Linked DNA regions of Homo sapiens: region 1 is linked to region 2. Evidence: read pairs that join two places in POLR2A ChIA-PET (ENCODE). Cell type or tissue: GM12878. All regions are shown on one strand. Each heading gives the region's core, and the rest is flanking DNA. Links, peaks and the distances in the headings are about the cores only.

What was found. ChIA-PET counts read pairs that join two places held together with the same protein. Peaks named below come from ENCODE experiments on the same cell type or tissue, not always from the same donor. Only the 100,000 strongest peaks of a DNase experiment are listed, where the experiment ranks them.
Region 1: POLR2A ChIA-PET joins it to region 2 with 5 read pairs; 3 of 35 experiments call an interaction of 5 or more read pairs at or near these places.

Annotation. Positions count from the first base shown.
Region 1 is chr7:120,834,781-120,839,724 of GRCh38, reverse strand. It overlaps TSPAN12 (tetraspanin 12), which reads left to right. Exons shown (of 8, transcript NM_012338.4): 4 at 813-948. Among named protein-coding and RNA genes, the nearest start is that of TSPAN12, 21 kb to the left of the region's middle. In GM12878, for the core only: no CTCF peak of the experiment used is centred there; DNase peaks (open chromatin) are centred at 1,264 and 1,934; H3K27ac peaks cover 2,389 bases.
Region 2 is chr7:120,922,835-120,931,330 of GRCh38, reverse strand. No RefSeq gene overlaps it. Among named protein-coding and RNA genes, the nearest start is that of ING3, 24 kb to the left of the region's middle. In GM12878, for the core only: no CTCF peak of the experiment used is centred there; a DNase peak (open chromatin) is centred at 3,430; H3K27ac peaks cover 482 bases.

The DNA.
Region 1 (4,944 bases), core at 99-4,098, 90 kb after region 2:
TTTTCCCTAAGAAAATTACCGTCAGCTTCCTCTTACCTTCATATTCTTGGGTTAATGAAAACCATACACCACAATGATTTTTTTTTCTCAAATTTCAAGGGTTAATCTACTAACATCACAGGGGACAAATTACTTTTTACTCCATCATCTCTGAATGGAGATTGTATTATATGACATCTGAATTGTGGTAAGGATTAAATGAAAACCATTTTTTTCAAGTCCTTAACACAGGGAAAGTTAGCTTAATAATGGTTAATTTTTATCATTAATACTGGTTTCGGTTAATGAATTTTTCATCGTGTTCTAGCAAAAATCATTTCTACCTATTCCTTTCTTTAAATGTAGATTGATTTTCCTTTGCATAGCAGTCTTTTACATTTTGGGGGAGGATCAATTGTCAGGGAGAAGAAACGTAGTGCACATGGGATCAAAAATTAGAGAAGAGGAAGGAGATTCCTCCCAGCTGGGAAATAGCAAAGGCTCCCATGTGATTTACTTAGGCTAAGGCTTCGGAGATAATAATAGATGGACCTTTTATCAAGGTCCTGTATATTATATGTTAAATGAGTTGGGGTAGGAAAGCTACCACTTGTATTAAAAAAAACAAACACTGCAAAACCAAAAATAAAGCAACCGAGCAAATAAACATAAAAACAATAGCACAGTGATTTTGAAAATAACAATGCAGTCACTAGTTTTGAGGCATCATGATTGAAAGAATTATTAACACAAATCACAGTTGTGTCTTCTGCTATGTCTTGGGTGCATTTTGATTATATTTTCTTTCTAATACATTATTTTTCTTCTTTCAGGGTAGAGGAAGCAGTCATTTTGACTTACTTTCCTGTGGTTCATCCGGTCATGATTGCTGTTTGCTGTTTCCTTATCATTGTGGGGATGTTAGGATATTGTGGAACGGTGAAAAGAAATCTGTTGCTTCTTGCATGGGTATGATGTTATATTTTCTCTTTATTATAGTTAAAAAGATTAACCAGTAATATATTATTTTTTAATCAGTTCACAAGATTAGGGAGCAGTGATAGCAGTAACAACATCCTGTAAGAAGGGACGCTTTCGTTTCACAAGAGATTATTTGAATACACATATTTGCTGTACCGGATGAGGTATGGAAATATATATAAGCAATTTAATTATTTCACTCCAGCTACGTGTTGACATTTTCATTTGAAAGTATGAGTTCTTTCTAGTGTCCTTGTAGTTATTAGCACTCAAAAAGGCCCCTTGGGACTGGAACTGAGAAGCCATAAAGGAACTGTTTCTTTCTCTTCTATTTTTAAACAAATCCACCCTGTAAGCTCCTATGGAAATTCAGGTTGTGAGGTAGCAGACGTATGTAATGGTCCTGTCACTGCCTTTATATAGTTTAGAGAACATAAGCGAGTCTCAGTTTCTATAATCTTGGTTGTTGTTTTTTTAACTCTGAGAGTTGCACTAGGTACTTTTTAAATTAGTTTCACCATTCAAATTCTGTGACTAGTCTTTTAATTCAAAAGTAGGCAAACATTTTTAACATTAAAAAATTGAGTTGATTAAAATACTGTTTATATAGATATTTTTAGAAGAGCACTTAATGTGCAAAATATATACTAGTGGCACCAGGTAATGAGATTACTAACATATAGTTGCAGACATATAAGGCTGAAAAATTAATTCATTGAGTATACGCTTTTTTTATAGTAGGTCTCAGCCCTGGCTGTGTATTAATTTCATATAAAGAACTTAAACAATTTGAGTGGTGTGCTGGTAAGCTGGATCACTGGGCAGAAAAAAAGCTCAGATTTGTAGCATTTGGGGATTTCCGTGGGGTAAATTCTCCCAGCATGGTCAATTTTAAGTTACCAACATGAAATCACTGAATGTGGAACTGGGGACAGATGAGTACAAATTGGCTCAAGGAGCCAGCTCCCACACACTCGTGCTTGACTGGCTCCCATGCCAAGTCAATTAAAACAGAATCTTAGTGTGAAGTTGAACTAAAGCTTTGAATTTCACAGTATAACCTGTGTTAATGTATTACTTAGCTTCTTGGAGGGTAACTGTTCAGGTCGAATATTGAAAAACACAAAATGCTATAGAAAATAAAGCACACTCAGGCCGGGCAAGGTGGCTCACGCCTGTAATCCCAGCACTTTGGGAGGCCGAGGCAGGCAGATCACGAGGTCAAGAAATCAAGACCATCCTGGCTAACACGGTGAAACCCTGTCTCTACTAAAAATACAAAAAAATTAGCCGGGCATGTTGGCGGGCACCTGTAGTCCCAGCTACTCGGGAGGCTGAGGCAGGAGAATGGTGTGAACCCGGGAGGCGGAGGTTGCAGTGAGCCGAGATCACGTCACTGCACTCCAGCCTGGGCGACAGAGCAAGACTCCATCTCAAAAAAAAAAAAAATAAATAAATGAATAAAATAAACCACACTCAGAGATGGGGAAACATGCCTACTGCTTTATTTCTCTTCATATAGGTATATAGTGAAAGGGAGAATGGTGGAAATTTGGGATCTTATTTTGCAATTTTAGATATTTGGGCAATAATTTAAACATAAACAAAAGGACTTACTTTACATGAACCTTCTATAATTTGAGTAGAGTATAACATATTTCAAGTTTTAAATAAAGAGTCTCAGAATTCTTTTTTAAAACGCAGTCTTACAATGATGTCTCTCTTGCATAACCAATTAAGGTCTGACTGCCATTTCCTCCCTCCTCCCAACTTTTACTCTGCACAGTCCCTATGCAGTGGGATGCTGGAGGGAGGCAGGGCAAGTAGGGTCAGGTATTTCATGGAACCACAAAGGCTTTGGAAACACATTTTGAAAACTCTTTATGCATTCCCTTAGGCTGCTTAGATGCTAGTAATGCAAATTGACAAACAACAAAGTAATGTGGCCTGCTACTTGAAGTAGAGCAAATCTTAAACTTGTGAATGAGAGTCTAGTTTGTAATACTGGCAAGAGCATTATAATGCAAAAGTGGCAGGGATGACTGAGGTTCTAAAGGCCACTAATTTACTCATTCATTCATTCTCCAAATACTTACTGATCATGTATACCACCAATTTTTGCTATCAGACCTGTCTTTATGAGATAAGACCTCTAATAGGGTTTGCACTGGGTGCTATTGAGGCCAGAGAGGAAGAACTCTGAGCTCAGCCCGAAGGGTTCAGTGCCACCCTCTGGGAAGATGATGAGCATAGATTGATTTTGCTTTTTTCCATCTCTACTTTGCTTTTTGGATGTACTCTTTTTTACAAAGCATCTTTTTATGCATTGCTGTTCCATGTGTCCCTAGGTGACATCTACATCTTGGTTCCTCCTTCCTGTTGATTGCCTTTGGCTGTTCGTTCTCCATTCCCTTTGGGGTGCCTCTCCTCTCATGGCAGGCTTCTAGTCCTTACTCTGTCTAGACCTAACACAGCTTCCTTCTTGCTAAAGAATGATCTGTGGTCTCAACTACCATGTATCTATCACTCACAACCAATTTGCATCTGGTCTGTTTCTCAGGCTCTCCTCTCTGGCTTCCTCCCCACATCCCACTCCTCTAAATAGCTGCCTATTCCTCTCAGTTCAGATTCTACAGTCATGGGAAGTTGTCCTCTCTTTTCTGTCCTCCTCTGGGATGCCCAAGTTCAGGCTTTCCTAACTTCCTGCTCAGACAGGTGCAGAGACTCCCTATTGGGTAATGAAGTATGTACCAACACCTCAAATGTACACCAAGCCCTTCTACAATGGAGACTTGATCTGCCATTTTTTGCTTTTTTATCTACTTCATTATTCTCTGGTTCTGTATTTTCTGACCCCTGAACAAACTTTCTTGCTCCGTTCTTCTCTACATTTATTCTTGCTGTCTTCTTAGCCAGAAATTTCTTCTCAGTACTTTCATTTAAATATTACTAGCCCATGAAGACTTATCTGAAATGCTACCTCTTCAAATGATAATTATGACACTGATGATAATTGAAGTAGTTAACATTTCTTGAGTACTTACAGTGCCAGACACTGTAGAGTTTTACCTGAATTTTTTTTAAATGAAGAGTTCTTGTACATGAGTTAATCAATTTTATCCTCTCTGCTGAGTATAAAATTGGACTAAAACTTTGAATTACCCTTATTATTCACTTAATATAGATGAGGAAATGAGGCATAGAGAGATTAAGTGAGTTGCCTAAGTCTACACAGCTAGTAAAGAGAGGATCTAATATTCAGGCCATGGCAGTCTAGTTCCAATATTTGTAACAATTTTGCCATTTTACTCTATAATAGCTGATTTTTTTCCTAAGTGTTTACAAATGTGTCCTGTAATGTATAAAACATTTTCATTTTAAACCTGACGACAATTATCTGAGATAGGTAATTATTAAATGAGGTTCAGAGAGGTCAGTAATATGCCACAAGTCATTCGGCAATAAGGCTGGGAGCTTGGATTCAGACCTCGGCGTTCCTGATTGCAAAGCCCATTCTCACTGGGCCTTTACTGATGTCTCTAATAGACTTTTCCCAACTTTTGAAGCCTAGTGTATTTCTCTTATTATAAACTTCCTTTTCTTTTTAATAATCAGCCCAGACTACCAGACTACAAACAACTTCAGTAATATGAACCATTCACCTTGCTCATTGCTTTAATAAGTGTTTATTAAATCATTGAATAACAGACAGTGAATTAGAATAGTGAAAGTAGGAATGACCAGCACATCAGATTAAAGATGTTGCCTGGAAGGCAGTGATGAGAGTGAGATTTTAACAGAGGAATTTGACTGTTAGAAAAGGTTAGATTACAAGGGGAATGGCTCATGGAGGGGTGGGCGGTAAAATAGTGCAGAATGCGACATGATGTAAGGTCTTGGGCAAATATTTGCAAAGTAACTTACAGTATTTTTTGTGTGCCCTTTAACCTTTTATCCTAATTAAAAACAATTTTTTAAGGAAGT
Region 2 (8,496 bases), core at 1,779-5,778:
TTTTGCAGTCTGCAAATACATCATCAGCAATTAACCATTTACTTTCTGTTTTCTCAAAATTTATTTAAATGAGTTTACACTTTATCTACTGTTAGCACAAAATAAATCTTTAAAACTGATTAACCTTTAAGTTAAAAAGATCAGTTTTTAACTTAACGTTTTATTAGTGTATATTGTAAAAAAATACATGTTTTAAAGGCCCATCTTTGCATTGTCTTGTATAAACTAAAATATAATGTAATTTTGAAAGGGTGCTTTTGGATCATTCAAATATTAAAATATCTCTGAAGACTGATTCCTATCAAAAGTTTTTAGTTAAGTATAGTTTATTGCTTTTAATGCTATGAAAATATTAGAGATACATTTTGACTTTATCTTTAAACTTTATATATTGCCATGTCTTCAAAATATACTCAGCTTTATTTAACACTTTTGTTGGTGCAGTTGTTAGCAGCACATGCTTAGGAGTTGGACAACATAAGAGTAAATGTTTTATCCGTAACTCACTGACTGTATTTAACTGTTCCTTGCCTCAGTTTCCTCACTTCTAAGTGGGGATAGTAACAATTCCTACTTCATAGGGTTGTTGTAAAGATTAAAAGAGTAGATATATGTAAAGTTTGTAGAAGAGGGCCTGACTTTTGGAAGCATTATAATGAAGAGTGGTTAAAGTCATGGGCACTGGAGTTGGGTCTGGGTACCAGTGCCAGTTCTACCACATACATACATTTGGGAACTGGAGAGTAATTTATTTGGTCTCTTCTGTAGGCTCCTGTCTTCTCCATCTGGTAAGGATGATAATACATATTATGTGTGGTAGAGCACATAAGATGAAAGACTTAATATCTGCCATGTGGTAAGCACTCAATTAATAGTTCCCAGATATTTCCAATATATTTTAGAAAGCCTTTTAAACATTTTTTACGGCAACTAAAGAGTAAGGTTTAATGTTAAGGTGAGGAGAGGCAAGAAAATAACAAAAAGGAAAGTAGTTTATAGTCAATGGCACTTTCAGGGCAATAAAGGAATATCGCTTCCTTAAATATCAGTCTGTGGGGTAGACAGCAATAAAAATCACTTTGATTTGAATTAACACAGCACTGTTCACTTTTTTCTTACTTTAAATCCCATTTGGTCCTAATGTCCTCATTTATCCACAGAATAATTCCATTATGATTTTGATACCCAGAGCTGTGTTCTTGCAGGGTTGGCAAGTGTTTGTGTGGGAAGGCCCTCCTTCCAAAAGTAGCTTCACCAAAACAAGCCACCATTCAATGCATTGTTCCTGATAAAAATGCCTGTTATTTGGGAGTTGTCAGAAATCAGTATGTTTTGTGAATTGGTTTATTATCTCTTAACAATTAAATGAGGAGTAGGGCATAAAGTTTTAATGAGGAACAGAATGAAGAGTATCTCAAAAACTCAGTTGATTTTCTAGGCCCTGAGAAACTCAGATAGTAACAATGATTGAAAAGTGTTAGATGTACTTTTCTTTACATTTAAAACCCCAAATTAATTACTGTTTTTGTAAATACTTATATTTTGAAAACACAGTAGGAATAAAAATAATTGACCACAGTTTGAAAATTATTGTACAATTTTGCAATTTATAGGTCAAGAAATCATAACTTTAAAAGAGTTCCTGTTTCATGATGGCTAAAAATAAACTTTTGGGGAAAAAACGCACCCAAATTCAGGACTAGAGGTCAGTACAAAGAGGAACATGACTTACAGAAATTACATTAAATTAAAGTTCTATCCAAAAAAGTGAGAGGAATGACTTCTATTCAAATTTATACTATATATGTATTAGGAAGGATCTTATGGTTATGACTAATTCAGAGCCTTAGATTTCTTCTCTATAAACTGGAGCACTTGTCTGTCAAGTGTATTCTCAGTCTTCTTCTAGTACCTTGGTCAAAGCACAGCAGTCTCCATAGCATGTATTTAGGCATTTCTTTCTCAAGTTCTTTCTGCTAATTTAACACTGACCCTGTGCCATAGATGTGAGTCACTGTCATAGTAACACTTATGCTCTGAACATTGAATGTTCCTCATCTACTGTTATTGCTCTGGCCTCCTCTACTATTTTAATAATGATTTTAATATGCATTATGTATCTATTGTTTCACAATATGTTAAATCTCAATAGTTAATTTCAAGCTTAATAGCACTGTGCTAGTCAGTGTAATCCTTTTCATAGTCAATTGGAGTTGTATATAATCCCCTTCTCTTGGATGAAGTATGTGTGGGTATAAGAAAAAAAATATTAACTTTATTGAAATGTATATTGTCTGGTTAACCACAATAATGGAAGTTTTAATTTTTAGATCCTGCTCTTCTACACAAGTTTTCTTAAAAATTATCACTTATTGGGGTCATAGATTGTGGCTCTTCAATCCAGATTTACTCTACAGAACAAGCCTTATGTGGAGGGTATTATTATTTGCTTTTGTAAAAAGTAAGTTTTTTGATACTCTTATTGATTCAAGCATGAGTTTTCCTTGATAAGATGCAATTTTACCTAACAATGAAATGATTAATGGCACATAGCTTTATGAGTCAAGGTATTTGTACAAGAATGTGGAAAAGTGGTAATTTTATAACTGATTTGATCAGAGTGTCATGATTGAATTCTTTAAGGACAGGTATTTATATAAAGAATATGGTACTATCTTTAGAACAAAACATAATTTATGTTTTTTGTTTGTTTTTTAAATTCTGTAAAACAAAAACAATGAAAGATAGATTACGTAAATGAACCATGTTGGTTTTGGATTTGCAATATCATTAGATAGATACTAAATTTTAAAACCTTACTAAACAGTAATGAATGACCAAAATTAGTTCTAAATGTATATTTTAGCATAACTGTACAATAGCTACTATAAATTAATTGATTCATATAATTAATTTTATTTGCTAAAATTCCTGTTAAAATCTTTGAATACACAATAAAGTACAGCAAAACAAATTCTTTTTAAGGAATAGCTTCCTGCTTTAAAGTTGGAATCCTTAGAAGATATTATTAAACTATATATCAGTGACTCAGTTAAATTCACGGGAGATAACATTTCCCATTAAAAATTCCTGAAACAGCTCATTGGGCAAGCTATATAAGTTTATTTCTGGCAATTGCTAGTAAACTATTCTGGAAGTTCATAGAATTAAATATTGAAAATGCAATCCCTGACTGTATTTTGGATATAAATCACACCTACCAAGTTCGACTAAGAAACTAAGGTGTAGTGAGGAGTCACATTGAGCTTGTGTATATCTCTCTTGTTCTTGTAATTCACAAAATCCAGCTGTAAAATGTGAGTCTGTCATTTTATTTTCCATGATGACTCAGTGAAGACTTGGGAGGATCATGAGATCCTCAGAACAGCAGAGGGGACATTAGGCTGCGGACCAGGTGTGAAATGTAAAATCCCCTACTGTCTTAGTTTCATTTCTTTCTCCTAACTTCCTCATTGCTGTCCAGGGTTGTGGAAACTGTTTTCATCCTAGATCTGTTTTTTATTCAAAGACTTGTTTTAGGAAAAGGTTGTAAACTGATTCTGTGTGTCTAGCCTTTGGGAGACTGGCTTATCCCTACTCTGAAGTTTTTCTGTCACTAAATGATTCTTCCATTTTCTGTGGACACCAACTGAGTGTCTTCTACAATTCAGTACTATTCTAACACTACCTAGAGTTAGTGTCAGCCTCCACAGGTTTAAAGGCTCATTCCCACAAAATTGCCCTTACTTCAGATGCCAGTTGCAAGTCTTGGGTCCCCAGACTACCTGCACTTTTGTTCAACTTGGTGACAACTTGAAGGGTTCCCACATCCCTCCCCAAGATTTGATAATTCACTAGAACTCCTCAGAGAACTCAGAAAAACACTATCTATGTTTGCCATCTTAATACAATGAATGCAACTCAGGAGCAGCCAAATGGAAGAGACGCAGAGGGCAGGAAATGAGGGTTAAGTGGGGTATGGAGCTTCCATGCCCTCCTGACACCTTGATATGTTCACCAACCTGGAAACTCTCCATACCCGATTATTTAAGGTTTTTTTGTTTGTTTGTTTTTTATGCAGGTTTCATTTTGTAGGCATGACTAATTGAAGCTTTAGCCACTGATGACTGAACTCAATCTCCAGCCTCTCTTCCCTCCCAGAGGGCTGGAGGAGAGTTTAGAAAGTTCTAACTCTAACCACCTTGTTGGTTTTTCTGGTGATCAGCCCCCATCGTGAAGCAATCTAGGGACTGCTAAGTCACCTAATTAACATAACTCAGGTGGAGTTAAAAAGGTGCTTGTCATAAATAACAAAAGGTACTCCTCCTACTCAAGAAATTCCAAGCATTTTAGTAGCTCTGTGCCAGCAATCAGAGACAAACCAAATACATTTTTTTATTATACCATACCTATCCATCTCAGATCTTATTAGACCCCATAAAAAGTTTACGATGTCCTTATGAACCAGTTTAAATGAGCTCCCATTGGCCAAATTTGTGAGAGATAAATGACAAAGAAGCAAAAACTCTTTCTTAAGTATAATGTCAACCATTAACAAATGTTGAAGGAATGATGGTGTTTGAAAAAATCATCACTTGGGAGCAATCATATTAATAATCAGTTCAGACAGGAATGATTAGCTGATTCTAGAACAAGTGGGTAAAAATGTGATGAGGAACAGGATATTTATGTAGTATCAAAGTATCTCCTCCAAAATATTTATTAAATACAAGGGAAACATAGCAGTTTTACAAGTACTTGTCTAACACTGAAACCCAAGTGATTAATGTTTAACATCAACAAAAATAAGGCAAACCAATATCATGTGCCCCTAATATGATGCTCTGGAAGAACCCAACATTACTACTGTAGCATTCTACAGAAATGTAGTATTCTGTAACAATCTATAGAAAAATGTGTAACCTGAATCTAATCATAGGGGAATATCAGACAAACCCAAATTAGGGGATATTCTACAAAATAATTGACCTATAGTCTTCAAAATTGTAAGCCAAAAAAAAAAAGAGAATAATTTCAAACTAAAGGAGACCAAAGGACATGACATATGATCTTTGATTACAATGTTGACCAGATTTTTCTTTAAAAACATTATTAGAACAATTGAGAAAAAAATATAGTCTTTAAATTAGATAATATTACTGAATCATTGTTAATTTCTTGATTCTTGTATCAAACTGTAGACATGTAAGAGAATGATTTTTTTCTTAGGGATTATGCGCAGAAGTATTTGGAGCAGAGAGAATCATGGCTGTTAACTACACATTTTTTTTTGAACAATTACAGAAATTTGTTTTTATGAACAATTTTTTTCTAAACAGTTTTTTATTATCTACATATATATCAAAATGTTATCAAATATCAATAATTGGAGAATCTGCGTGAAGAATAAATGTGAAATTATTTCAAATATAACATTAGACAAGAAAAGTTTGGCTGTCCTTTTATTCAAGGCAGAGGAAATCTACTGTAGAGCTAAGGAAGCTTCAGCGTCAGAGCCCCACATTGACTTGAATCTCTTAATAAGGTTCTGGAAAGGACTCTAGTGTTGATATGGAGTGTTAGTCCTAGGGTTGCTGTAATAAATTACCAGAAACATGATGATTTAAAACAACAGAAATTTCTTCCCAGTTCAGGGGGCCAGAGGTCCGAGATCAAGAAGTCACAGAGCTGCACTCTCCCTGGAGGCTCTAGGGGAGAACACTGCCTTGCCTCTTCTGGCTTCTGGTGGCGGTAGGCATTCCTTATGTCTGTGTCACTTCGTCTTCAGATGGCCTTCTCTGAGTCTATGTCCTCTCTCATAAGGATGTTTATCTTCTCTCATAAAGACGCCTGCCTTCTCTTTTCTTAAAAGGATGCTTGTCAGTGGACTCAGGGTCCACCTCGGCAATTCAGAATGGTTTCCTCTTAAGATCCTTAACTAAATTGCATCTGCAAAGACTCTACCCAAATAAGGTCACATTTATGGGACTGGGGGCCAGGACATAGGCATATCTTTTGGGGGGCCACCTTTCAACCCACCACCACATGTGGTTTTATGATTTTTGTAAAATTTGCAATGAAATGTTTTCACTTGGTTAAAACCTCTTTCTTTCCACTTCAGCATTCTCTCTGTTACACTTATCCTTTGGTTGGGTGGCTTTGGAGTTCTGAGCAAGTTGAGGATCTGATGGGAATTCGAGTAAGACATACCTTTTATGTGAATCTAGGAAGATATATTTATGTAGTTTGTAGGGCTGGCTTCTAGGAATACTTTCGTGCCTGCTGTACTGACTCACACTGTTCTGACACAAAGGTGCAGGGTCATACCCATACCATCCTATAGATGTGTGCTATAGCAATGAGCACTGGAAGTAGATGGATCAAACAGAGGGGTCAGGGGCAGGGGAGGTTTGAGGGACACATTTTAAATAGATGAAACAAGAAGTATGTGGAAACTTCTTACAATTATGTGATGTATAAAATTATGAGCAGGCTGGTTGTGGTGGCTCACACCTGTAATCCCAGCAATTTGGGAGGTAGAGGTAAGCAGATCACTTGAGCCCAGGAGTTCAGGACCAGCTTGGGCAATATGGCAAAACCCGGTTTCTACTAAAATTACAGAAAAATTCGCCAGATGTGGTGACATGCATCTGTGGTCCCAACTACTTGGGAGGCTGAGGTGGGAGGATCACCTGAGCCCAGGAAGTCGAGGCTGCAGCGATCCGTGGATCGTGCCACTGCACTCCAGCCTGAGTGACAGGAGTGAGACCCTGCCTCAAAAAACAAAAAAGCAAAAGATTCGGTTCTCATCAATGCCTTGTCAAAAATAGTCTCCCTTATTAGCAATATACTTGCTGGTGAAATATGTAGAATTATAAATGCATAATGTATACTTTTTTCAATATGGAGATTCAGCAAAATTATATTGATCAGAATTCTTATTTGTGAGTCACCAAAGTTTTGTAGTACTATAAGCAATTAATGTAACTGTGAAGTCACACATCTTATGTTTTCAAATATATTAGATTGTATCTTAGCCTGTTTGCTGTAAAATGAACTGAAGAAGTCTGGCTGTTACAACCAAAATATGTAAATTGCTACTGACTCAGTGAAATGACCTGAAGAAATACTAGTTCAGTAAAAAAACTCTTATCAACGTCCATCAATAAGCCAATGTGTGTAGTATTAATTTACACAATTATATACCTCAGTACAGTACTGTCAGTTTAAAAATGGCTTTTTCTTTAATTTCACCTTAGTTTTCTTCTTTCCTTTTTTTTTTTTTTGAGTCAGTGAGACAGGGTCTCACCCTGTCACCCAAGCTGGAGTGCAGTGGCGTGATCATGGCTCACTGCAGCCACAATCTCCTGGGCTCAGGTGATCCTCTGGCCTCAGCCTCCCTAGTTGCTGGAACTACAGGCATACGCCACCACACCCAGCTAGCTTTTTTATTCTTAGTAGAAACAGGGTTTCACCATGTTGCCTGCATTGGTCTCAAACTCCTGGCCTCAAGCAGTCCCCCACCTTGGCCTCCCAAAGTGCTAGGATTACAGGCGTGAGCCACTGCATCCGGCTTCTTTTATTGAAAACTATTGATCTCATCAAAATTCGAGTATGATTTTCAGGAAGCATCCCAGTTGAAGCAAAACAAAAAAAGCAAGTAAACTTAAAGAAGAATGGAAGACACTTCAAAATGTCAGAAATCCTTATTATATCACAGTAAAAATTCTGATTGCCTAAATTATGAAGATAAGAAAAAGGGTTCAGGTGCCATGGTTCATGCCTGTAATTCCAACACTTTGGGAGGATGAGGCATAAGGATTGCTTGAAGCCAGGAGCTCAAGACCAGCCTGAGCAACATAGTGATACCCCGTCACAACATTTTTTTTTTTTTTTTTTTTTTAGAAATTAGCTAGAAATGGTGATGTGCACCTATAGTCCCAGCTACTCAGGAGACTGAGGCAGGAAGATGGCTTGAGCTTGAGCCCAGGAGCTCGAGGCTGCAATGAGCTATCATGGCACCACTGAACTCCAGCCTGGGCAACAGAACGAGACTTTTTCTTTTTTTTTTTTTTTTTAAGGATCAGAATATCCAAGAAACTTTGAAAAATAAAAATGTAACAACATAGAAAATTATGAAAATCGTAAATTTTTAAATAGGAAATGAAAAAATATTGATTTGAGGAATAGTGAAGAAAGATACAATTTATATGAACATAAGTAACAAACTGGTTAATGAGTATTGTCAATGTACAAGAACATTTAAGATTGGAACTATGCAAGAAAATGTCACCTGCCTTGAAATCACACAGCTCATAGATGAAATCAGAAACATGGTAGAGGTTTACTCAAGTTTTTAAACAATCCTAAACATTTATGCGATGCTAAGTAAAGAATTGTGAAGCTGCAAGATGCTTACCTATACTATTAGTACAAAAAACCCCCACAATATTGTCCATTTGAGAAAAGAATGAGTTATCTTCCTAACCTCTCAAT